2 separate regions of the Mus musculus genome follow, and region 2 is linked to region 1. Evidence: chromatin loops called from intact Hi-C (ENCODE). Cell type or tissue: left cerebral cortex. All regions are shown on one strand. Links, peaks and the distances in the headings refer to the core of each region. The heading gives the core; the rest is flanking DNA.

Region 1 (5,390 bases), core at 97-5,096:
ATAATTCAAAAATTTTTGAAATCATATTAATTTATTCTCAGTTTTCTCCCCTCTTTTAAAACAATCCCCTTCATTGACAAAACTTTTCTTTTTAGGAAAATCAGTTTTCTCTTTCCTTTCTGCTCCCAGTGGGCACGCTGCACACCAGTCCTTCCTGTTCTTGGTGCTGCTGGCTGTGACCTCTTTCTGCCTTCCCTCTACTGGAGGCTCAGTGCAGACCCTTACACCCCCAGCATTTCTATCTATACCTTCTTCATCCCCTTTGCCACTTTCCTTCTTGTTCATATTTTTAATTTTAGGCATACCTCTTACAGGTTTCATGAGTATTTCTTCATCTGTCAATGGACTATTTATCATTAGAATCCACATTCATTTAAATAATTTTGGTCTTCAGATCCTAGGCTATATATTTTCCTTCTAGAGGGCTTTCTCTGAGTTAGAGATTTCCTGAAATACACTACCTAGTGAAATGCCTATGAGCCCTTAATTGCCTACTTTGCATTTCTCTGAAATTTTCTGTTGCATCTTTGTAATGTGTGTGAGTAGTGGGGTATGTTGCATTTATGTGAGTGTGGGCATGTGCTCCTAGCACATATGCAGAAGCCAGAAGATGACTTTCAGAATTGGGTTGGTTCCCACAGTTTCAAATTATGGTGCTCAGTGCTAGGTCACCAAGCTCATATTCCAGTCTCCTTTACTTGTTGAACCGTCACACTGACACTCAGCTTTGTAAAGTCAATATATTACCTGCTTTTCCTTTACAGATGTATCTAACATACATATTACAGAAACTTGCACATGTCAATTATTCAAAATGTCAAGAGAAATTCACCTTTCCTTGTGCTAGTACTGTAATACATATAACAGATTAACAACTGAATGGAGGAAAATGTAGATCCATTTTCAACGAACAAACATTTTACTTTCTTATGTGTGCTATTAGGTCTTAGGAAAAGTTTCTATGTTTATGAAACCAAGTTTGAGATTTTAGTTGGAAATTCATTACTTCTATGAACTACATGTGAAACAACTAACATCTGTAAGACTGTGGTTCCTTTTTACACTAACGATTGTGCCTTTCCAGTTATCTGTGACTCTAGTGAAAAAATTAGTATGACATCTTCTCTTAACAAACTATATATTTTCTTGTCGATTTTTTACGGGCACAGTTGCTATCAAGAGGGTTTCTTTTTATTATACTTGATAGTGTGATGCTTTGATTGTGCACATATTAGGTGGCTCTCTGTTTATACTATAGGCTTTCCAAGGCTCAGAAACCATTAAGGATGAGGGGTAAAAAGACTGTACAACCCAGAAGTGGTGCATGACTGTAAGGAAACTGTATCATCTAGACACTGCAAGACAACTGCACATATGAACTCACAGAATTAATGACAACCTGCGTAAGATCTGTGCAAACCCTAGCCAGGGCACATCCTGGCACAGAGAGGAAAGGTGGACACAAAGCCCTATCTTCTAGCTAAGGAGTTTTATTGAAAATTGATAGCTGCTCAGAGAATAGGGAGTTTTTTGTAAGAGTGTTGGCTCTGGTAAGTCTACTGCTCTAGATGAAAGCCTCACATTAAGAATATAAGGGCAGTAGAAATTAGACTTGATGCATGAAAAACTAAAACAAGACAAAGGAAAAAAAACACAACAAAAAGAGAACAAAACTGGCAGCTAAGGGTGGGTTGGCACATGTGGAAGGAGTTGGGGATGGTTGTGAATATGTTAAAAACTTAGCTCATGAAATTCAAAAACAAACAGACAGTTATCATGAAATAACCTCAAAATGAAGTGGGATTTGAAATTTTGTAGGTAATAGCTCAAGTGAAGGTGAGGTATAGTTTAAATTATAGTAATTTTTAAAAAGATACAATAATATCAAAGAATGGATGCAGAAAATGTGATATATTGACACAAGAGTATATTACTCAGCTGCTAGGAAAAAATGGCATCATGAAATCTGCAGGCAAATAAATGAACTAGAAAAAAAATCTTCCTGAGCAAGGCAACCCATATTCAGAAGACCAACTAGAAATGTCCTCACTTATAAGAGGAAATTAGCTGTTGATTAAAGGGAAATCACACAATAATCCACAGACCCAGACAAGAAAATTAAGAAGGAGAGCTCTAGGGGGCACCTAGATCTCTCTAGGAAGGAAAAATTGAAGAGACTTTGTAGGTGGACTGCAAACAAGTATGGATGAAAACAGGAGGGACCAGGACAAGGTTGGGAAGGCAGGGATGAAAAGAAAGGAGAGAGGGAGAGAGGGGGAGGGGGAGGGGGAGGGGGAGGGGGGGGAGGGGGAGGGAGAGGGAGAGGGAGAGGGAGAGGGAGAGGGAGAGGGAGAGGGAGAAGCCTGGAATAAGGGGTGTTAAGGGGCCATGTGGAAACCTAATGCAGTGGAAACATCCTGGAAATTATGAGAGTAACCCTAGCGAGGACCCCGAGTAATTGAGGATTTGGAATTCGAACTGGTCTTCTTTAACCAGTGAAGGCTCTGGGACATCAATTCAGCCAGGAAACCTCCCACACCTATTCTGTCTGTAAAATGTGCTGGGGCAATGGAGGATCAGAGCTTGTTGGAGTGACCAACCAATGATCAGTCTAACTTGGGGCCCCAGCCACAAGAGGGAGCCCATGCCTAACACTGAATAGCAAGAAACCTAAAGCTAGATGGCTCAGAAACCTAGGGCAGAATCTGATGTGAGTTACAAGACAAGGAGGAGGAGGAGGAGGAGGAGGAGGAGGAGGAGGAGGAGGAGGAGGAGGAGGAGGAGGAGGAGGAGGAGGAGGAGGAGAAAAGTCAATGAAATGATATTTTTATTTCTATATGCATATTTCTGTGCCTCGCCCAGTTGACACCAGAGAGGTTTCCTCTGGCAGCTGATGGAAGCAGTTCAGGAGGCCCACACCCAAACATTAGGCGAAGCTTGGGGTGCCCCATGGGAGAGGAAACATTGAGGGAGCAAGGGTCGGGGACGTGAGGAGAACATGGCCCACAGAATCAACTAAGCATGGCTCATAGAAACTGAAGCAGTAAGCACAAGGCATGCATGGGTCTGTGCTAGGTTCTCTGCATACATCCTGTGGTTACTTAGCTTGGGGATTTTGTGGAGCTCCTAACAGTAAGAGTGTGGGTATCTTTGATTCCTTTGCCTGTTCTTGGGACCCTTTTCATATTCAGTTGCCTCATCTAGCCTGGAAATGAGGGATTGTGCCTAGTCTTACTATCATTTGTTATGCCATATATTTTTTATATCACTGAGAGGTCTGCTCTTTTCTGAAGAGAAAGAGAGAAGCAGTGGATCAGTGGGAGAGGAAAAGGGAGGAGTGGAAACAGAGAGGCTGACATTGGCATGTATTTTAGGAAAGAAGAATAAATAATAAATAAAAAGGAAAATATAATTGGAAAAAGGAAAAGGTAATATAATTGTATTAATATAGAAAAACATCTATTGTTCAAAACATTTGCTATTTTACTACATAGCATATAGGATAAAAACAGATGAAAGAATGTCTATATTGTGTAGCCAAAATGTAACTGTGTTGTTTGTCTTACGATAGACATGAAAATGTTTACTATTATTGAAACATGATGGAACATTTTTATCATGGTTTCTGAAATAACTATTTATATAGTACAAACATGATAATTAAAATAACCCATCTTAGTGACACTATTTCACACTTTGGGCTTAATGTAGCCTTGTTCTTTACAGTGTGTACAGAGATTTTTTTCAGACATCATTTTGTAGGATGTGTAGGGCATAGTCTGTTGATGACAAAACATAATGACTGATACTTTGAGTCCCCTTTATGGTCAAATTAAATGACTTTGGAGGAATCTGGAGTAAGGTTCACTATTTGTCACGTAAATACAATACAGTTAGAATATTTATCTGAAATACATAGTTTTCTGTGAATTGAAATTAGTCTTTGCTGAAATAGTATTTTATGATTAAATACTTTTTGAGCAATTTTAAAGGTCCTTTTCTAGGAGACATTTTACCGTTATATGGTGTTACCAACATGGACCTCGGGGGTAGGTTTTCATAGTTTACAGGTTGGGTTTATTCATATTTGTTACAACCTTTACTCTACAGAGGAAATGGAAACAGGATGGCATTCACAATGCCTACCCTGCTATTTGAAGACTATGTCTCTCAGTATTAAGTCAATTGTGCATTCAACTCTACTATACTCTATGCTATGAAAAGTTGCTTCTTGTTATGTCTCTCAAGCATAAAGGAGTGGACACAGTTCTCTGTGGATTAGTGTATTAATGACACAAGCAACTTTTATTACTCTTCAGAAAAGTTCATCACAGTGCAATGTGATGTTGGTAGCACAGTACTACACACGTGCATACCAAAAATCCCTTGGTCACAATTGGACCCTTTACTTTGGTATTGTATACCAAAGGTACAGGGTCAAAATTTCCCACAATTCTACTTGCTGTGGTGATTATTATCTATAGATGTCCACAAGTCTGATGATGTTAAATGGAAGGCACCAGAAATAAACATTTATGTTTTTAAACTGTGAATTCTTTGGAGTGTGATAAAATGTTGTGTCATCCTTTTTTGCCACACTGGGATGCCAGTGATCCATTTTTCCTGAATTTCTGAGCAGTATACACTACATGTGGGCCAGTCATTTATCAGCTGTCTTACACATACGATTAAATCTTTTCGTACTTTAGAGCTTGGAAGCACACAGCCCTTGTTTGGACTCCAAGTGAAAGGCAGTAGGGCAGGAATTTCAGAGATGCTGAAGACACAAAGTGCTTCCGTTGAATGAAAGCACAAACAATGGAGAAAATTAGAACATTCGTGTAAGTTTTATGACAGTATATTGTGATCATTAATGCATTTTATTACTGTTGTGGTTTACCTTTTATGTCTAATATATGAATTGTGTTTTACCATAGGTATACATGTATGAAAATTCATAATTGGAAAGAGGTTGCAAATACTTTTAGTTTCCACTTTATGCATTTTCTAGGAATGTTCAACGATGTTTCTCTTGCATGGAAGCATAAGCCTGAGCATTAAGATCTGTTGCCTACCACTTGGTTCTCCATTTTGAAGCAATGGGATAGTATTATCTCCACTTCCACAAGATTTAATTAGTTTTGTGAGTCTAGCAGTCCATTCAATTTCCAAAGCTCCATGAATTTACAACATATGATTAATTAGATTTTTTATTTACTTTATTTACATTTCAAATGCTGTCCTCTTTCCTGGTCTCCCCTCTGAAAACCCCCATCTCCTCCTACCCCCCCTGCTCACAGCATTGAGTAATTACCAGATGCTGGGAAAAGGAGAGTCAGTTTTCTTTAAGAGTGTTACCACTGTCTGGTTTTCACCTGTGCTGGGAGTGG
Region 2 (5,390 bases), core at 227-5,226, 320 kb after region 1:
TCATATTGTTGTTCTTACTATAGGGTTGCAGACCCCTTCAGCTCTTTGGGTTCTTTCTCTAGCTCCTCCATTTGGGGGCCCTGAGTTCCATCGAATAGTTGACTGTGAGCATCTACTTCTGTATTTGCCAGGTATTGGCATAGCCTCACAAGAGACAGCTATATCAGGGTCCTGTCAGCAAAATCTTTCTGGCATATGCAATATTGTCTGCGTTTGATGGCTGATAATGGGATGGATCCCCAGGTACAGTTTTCTCTGGATAGTCCTTCCTTCTGTCTCAGCTTCAAAATTTGTCTCTGTAACTCCCTCCATGGGTTTTTTTGTTCCCCATTCGAAGGAAGAAAGAAGTATCAACACTTTGGTCTTCTTGATTTTCATGTGTTTTGCAAATTGTATCTTGGGTATTTTAAGTTTCTGGGCTAATATCCACTTATCAGTGAGTGCATACCATGTGAGTTCTTTTGTGATTGGGTTACCGCACTCAGGATGATACCCTCCAGATCCATCCATTTGCCCAGGAATTTCATAAATTCATTGTTTTTAATAGCTGTGTAGTACTCCATTGTGTAAATGTACCACATTTTCTGTATCCATTCCTCTGTTGAGGGACATCTGGGTTCTTTCCAGCTTCTGGCTATTATAAATAATGCTGCTATGAACATAGTGGAGCATGTGTTCTTACTACCAGTTGGAACATTATCTCCTCAATTTTATCCATATTTATCCTCTAATCTGACTAGTCTGTGTTGTTTAGACTTTTTGTGGCAACCTTTTTTCTCTTTGACAAGAAAATGTGTGTCAACATTGAAGGGCCAATACTTATCCCCAGTGTGAAAAGAAATCATACAAAACAAAGGTCAGATGCACCGAAGAGAATGCGCACCTGTACACACACAGGAAAACAGTTGTATCTCTTCTAACCAAGCTTTGAAGTGTACTGGACACACATGCTCATCGAGTCTAATGAAGCTAAACAAGAACCTGTCCACACCAAACCATAGAGTCTTCTTCAACTTTTGCGTGTCCATGAGGCTGCGATTCTGTTTTGTAGGGCATGGTTTGTTTTTGCTCAAAGCAAACAGAGCCTTTGCTGCACACTACAGGGCAATAGGGGCTTGAATCATCTCCCCAGGCTGCCTGTCATTAATGACTTTCTCTCTAGGATTGTGTATTATTTATTCTGCTATTATCTGAAGATACCAACTTTGGAGTTTTTCATTCTATAAATTCATTCTAGTTTACTATATGTAATTTTGATCAACTATTAAATTTACAATAGGAAAGTAATGTGATTATGTATATCATTTTGTTAGATATTAGGACTATGTAGAAATCACATAAATGATTTGTCTATCCAATTAGGATCTATCTCCTGTTATTTTCCTATAACTGTATAATGAATAAATTTTTTCAAATGCTCTATGTGTTTCAGTTTGGCCTAGAATGTTTGTAATCATTGCGTTATGTGATGAATGAATTTTAGAAGGACCCATGGCTCTGGCCAAATATGTAGCAGAGGATGGCCTTGTGGGACATCAATAAGACGAGAGGCCCTTGATCCTGGGAAGGCTTGATGCCCCTATGTACGGGAATGCCAGGACAAAGAGCAGGAGTTGGTTGGCAGTTGTGGGAGCAATCTCACAGGAGGAGGGAGAGGGATGATGAGATAGGGGGTTTCCTGAGGGGAAACCTGGAAATGGGATAACATTTGAAATGTAAATAAATAAAATATCCAATTAAAAAAAGAAATTTAGAAGAACATCAAGTAAACCAATAATTTTTCCTACATGTGAACAACCCTTGCTTAGAAGAGACACCTCCTTCATTCTCAATAGATCACTTAATTCCAAGGAAAATTAGGGTTTATTGAACACCATGAATTTGAAAAGGAAAAGGAGAAGGAGAACTGCTCCTAAATGTGCCAGATATTTTTCTTTTAATTTTTTTTGTTTTTTGTTTTGTTTTGTTTTGTTTTGTCTTTTTTCTTTTAAACAATAAACTGTGTTACAAAATGCTCTACAGAATTGCTACTATAAAATCTTACTACAGATTTTGGGGGGATTGTTTTTCTTTTTCTTTTTTCTTTCCGTGTACATTTATTAACACTATAATTTCCCAGAGACATGTAGATTCTAATTTGAGATTTAAAGTCTTTACTTTTCTGTTATGAAAATACCTGTAGTTAATTGTGATAGCTTTGGATCGAGGTCACAAATAAACCGAGTAGACTAGATTTCTTGCAAAGTGTACATGTTCTTCTATGTGAGATTCATAAGATCATAGAATCATGCATATGTTTCTTCTATGTGAGATGCATAAGATCATAGAATCATAGGCTTTGTGCTTTTTTTTTTAAAGCCCAAATGGACTTTAAAGATGATAAATGTGAGGAGTTTGTTTTGAACCTGTGCAATTACAATAATGACCTTTAATTCTTTCCTAATGGCCTAGATGGAATTAATTGGTTATTTCAATACCAGGGCTCATCTTCTCTGGAATTTTAAAAGATTCTCTAATGGGTTTCATCAAGCTTATTTAAAGCGGTCAGAAAGAAGCATGTTAAGAGGCCTACCGTCTGCCATCCTCTATTCCTTTCATCTTTCCTCCACATTATTTGGAGAAAAGAGCCCAATTTCATATCTTTGCAATTCTGCTCTGGTCAAGCTGTCATTTAGATCTTACTGACAGTCTCTTAACTGTGTTTCCTTTAAGGAGAAAACTGTATGCTTGCGAATCCGATATATTTCCAATGAAGAAACTGATTTTCATTTACTGGAAGTTAGAAGTCTCTGTTTTCTACATTACTGCCATGCTGCCACCTCCTGGCTATCTCAAAAGGTTTCTTTCTTTTTCTATTTCTTTTTTCCTTTTTGTTTTACTTTTTGTTTTTGTTTTTGGTTTTCCTTCTCCTTCTTTTTCTCCTTCTCCTTCTCTTCGTCCTCGTCCTCCTCTTCCTCCTCCTCCTCCTCCTTCTTCTTCTTCTTTATTACAAACTTTAAAATATACATTGTGATGCATTTTGAAGTATTTTAATATATATCTCCTAATAGATAACTGTTTGTAATTAGTTGCACCAAATCTAGCCCTCAGCAGATTTGAATCCCAAAGCAGATGACTATATATCTACATAATGGAAATGGGTCAAGATACAGAAAAATGCTTTGTATCCCATGGTTAGTTAAACTGGAGCACAGTGGAAGATTTCCTAGCATTTTTCTATCATACTGCTTTATACATAATTTTTCTCATACCTTTTCAGTGAAGCAGCAAGATGGTAACTATATTCTCAAGAGATGGGAAGCTCCCGAAACCACATCTCTACTAACACTAGTATGTTATTGAATTCTGCTACAAACCACACTGAGCTACTTACCATTTTACCAGCTTATGTACTTTTTAAAATTCTACAAGCATTTCTAGAGGTAGCATAGATAGATCCAAATTTCACAAAGCAAGTGTATCCAGAAGGAGGTTATCATTTCAAAGTGTCATTAAGTCTTCCCTGTTTTTCATGCCACTGTAATCTAATGATGTTCTGCTTGAAAACATCCCTTTACTTCACTGATATTCTCCTCCCAGCATGCTAGAGACAAAGCAGAACAATCCCTACATTAAATAAATTGATATCTTTCAATACAAACTGATTGTAAAATGTGAGATATATACATTGGTTTAAGTTCAAATGCAGAAATACATTCAATGGCATCAAGCCCTATGCAATTGTCCTTCAATGATTATACAGTGTTATAAATCATAATAGCTCATTGAGAATCAGAATGCAAATGGACTCAGTAAATGTTTAGCAACAGAGGATTTTCTTAACTATTTATTAAGTGCAATCTAAAATGGAAAGCAGTTGAGACAGGTGCTAATTTCATTCCTATTATTAGTAATTAGTGGTGAAATTTAATGGTGTTTGTAAGTAGGTCTGAAGCATTTGCCATATTAACATGGCTTAGATATAAGGGGCCATTAAAATGTAGTTTTTGAGCTTAATAGACTTGGACAAACAGGTATTTTGAATAATCAACACCTCCGAAAGCATATGCCAAGTTTAAATGGCAAAATTGGCCCACTTACTGTGGGTACATGGATGACCTCTTAAGAGCTGGAAGAGTGTAGGTTTGTGTGCATCGTGCAACAGTCTCCAGAAGGAGACTAGATGTTTACTAAACTGGAATCAACTGAAATTCCTGTTATCATTTTGCCAATAGATTCAGTGTATCCCTCAAAAGTGTACAAGTATAAAGTATAGAAAAAGAGATCTATAATGTTGCATTTTTGAGGTATCAGAAACTTTAAGGAGTGGGGCCTAATGAAGAGGAATACATGACTAAGGGACTACCCTTTTTACCCTCTTATCACACAGTCCATTCTCTCTTCTCCGTCATGTTCCTATGATTCAGATAGGGAACTCTCATTGAGATACCAACACCAGGATGCTTAAATTATCTAATCATCAAAACAAACATCTGTATTTCCTCATTTTATAGGTAATACAACTAAGAGGTTTGGAAGCCAAATATGGTGACCGGATTCAAATAAGTGTATTGTTGTATTCAAATACAACATTCGAGCTTGTCTCCACCATTCATTCTCACTTACTTAGGTAAACTTCATTAGAATTGGATAGTAGTCCACAAAGGTCATTTTATCCTCAGTGCTAATGAAAACAAATTAGAGAGAAAGCAGCCTTAAAAGTAATGATAACAGTTTAGATGTTGCAACACTGTCAACTATAGGCATTTTTGGTCTGAATAAAAAGGAAGTGGAGGCAGCCGTTAGCCTCAATGGCTCCACTGACACTACAAAGATGTTGGGAGAAACACTGAGCAGATCTAAAACTTATACGTGTCTATAGAACAAGCTCATATTTACAGAAAAATGGTAAAGTGTCTAAACTATGTTACTATCTTTCTAAGTCTTTCACAGATTGTGGAGAGTCCAAATGTTCTTGGAGATATAATTGTGCTGATGTTTCAGTCCCATATTTAGTTTGAAACAATATTATCTACTTATGTGATTTATACAATATCCCAGTATAGGACATGTCATTGTCATTATAGAAAAAGTAGCAGGAATTTCCCCTTCTCACCCATGTGCTAACACACCCAGTTGTAAGGAGGCAAGTTATAGAGCTGCAAATTTGATCACACTGTGCAAGCCATCACCATTTACCACAAGGGATGAATACCAAGTTTTGGTCTACAGGAATATCCAACCCACAGCTTGCAGGATGCAGGCCAACAGATCTATGAATGCAGCCTGACAAAATGCTGTAAACTTAAAACAGTATGGGTAAGTTTATTGTGATTTTTTGTTGTTGTTGTTGTTGTTGCTTTAGTGGCAATTCAACTACATGGTTCTTGAGCATAAAGTTTGTGACATAA

What was found. Peaks named below come from ENCODE experiments on the same cell type or tissue, not always from the same donor. Only the 100,000 strongest peaks of a DNase experiment are listed, where the experiment ranks them.
Region 2: a loop joins it to region 1, with 2.9 times the contacts of the local background. A loop is called at or near these places in 5 of 42 quality-filtered maps.

Annotation. Positions count from the first base shown.
Region 1 is chr4:77,080,741-77,086,130 of GRCm38, forward strand. The region is part of intron 7 of Ptprd (protein tyrosine phosphatase, receptor type, D); the gene reads right to left. Among named protein-coding and RNA genes, the nearest start is that of Gm38646, 230 kb to the right of the region's middle. In left cerebral cortex, for the core only: a CTCF peak has its summit at 2,634 (motif pointing right); a DNase peak (open chromatin) is centred at 2,630.
Region 2 is chr4:77,396,540-77,401,929 of GRCm38, forward strand. All of the region lies in intron 4 of Ptprd (protein tyrosine phosphatase, receptor type, D), which reads right to left. Among named protein-coding and RNA genes, the nearest start is that of Gm38646, 88 kb to the left of the region's middle. In left cerebral cortex, for the core only: a CTCF peak has its summit at 2,826 (motif pointing left); a DNase peak (open chromatin) is centred at 2,785.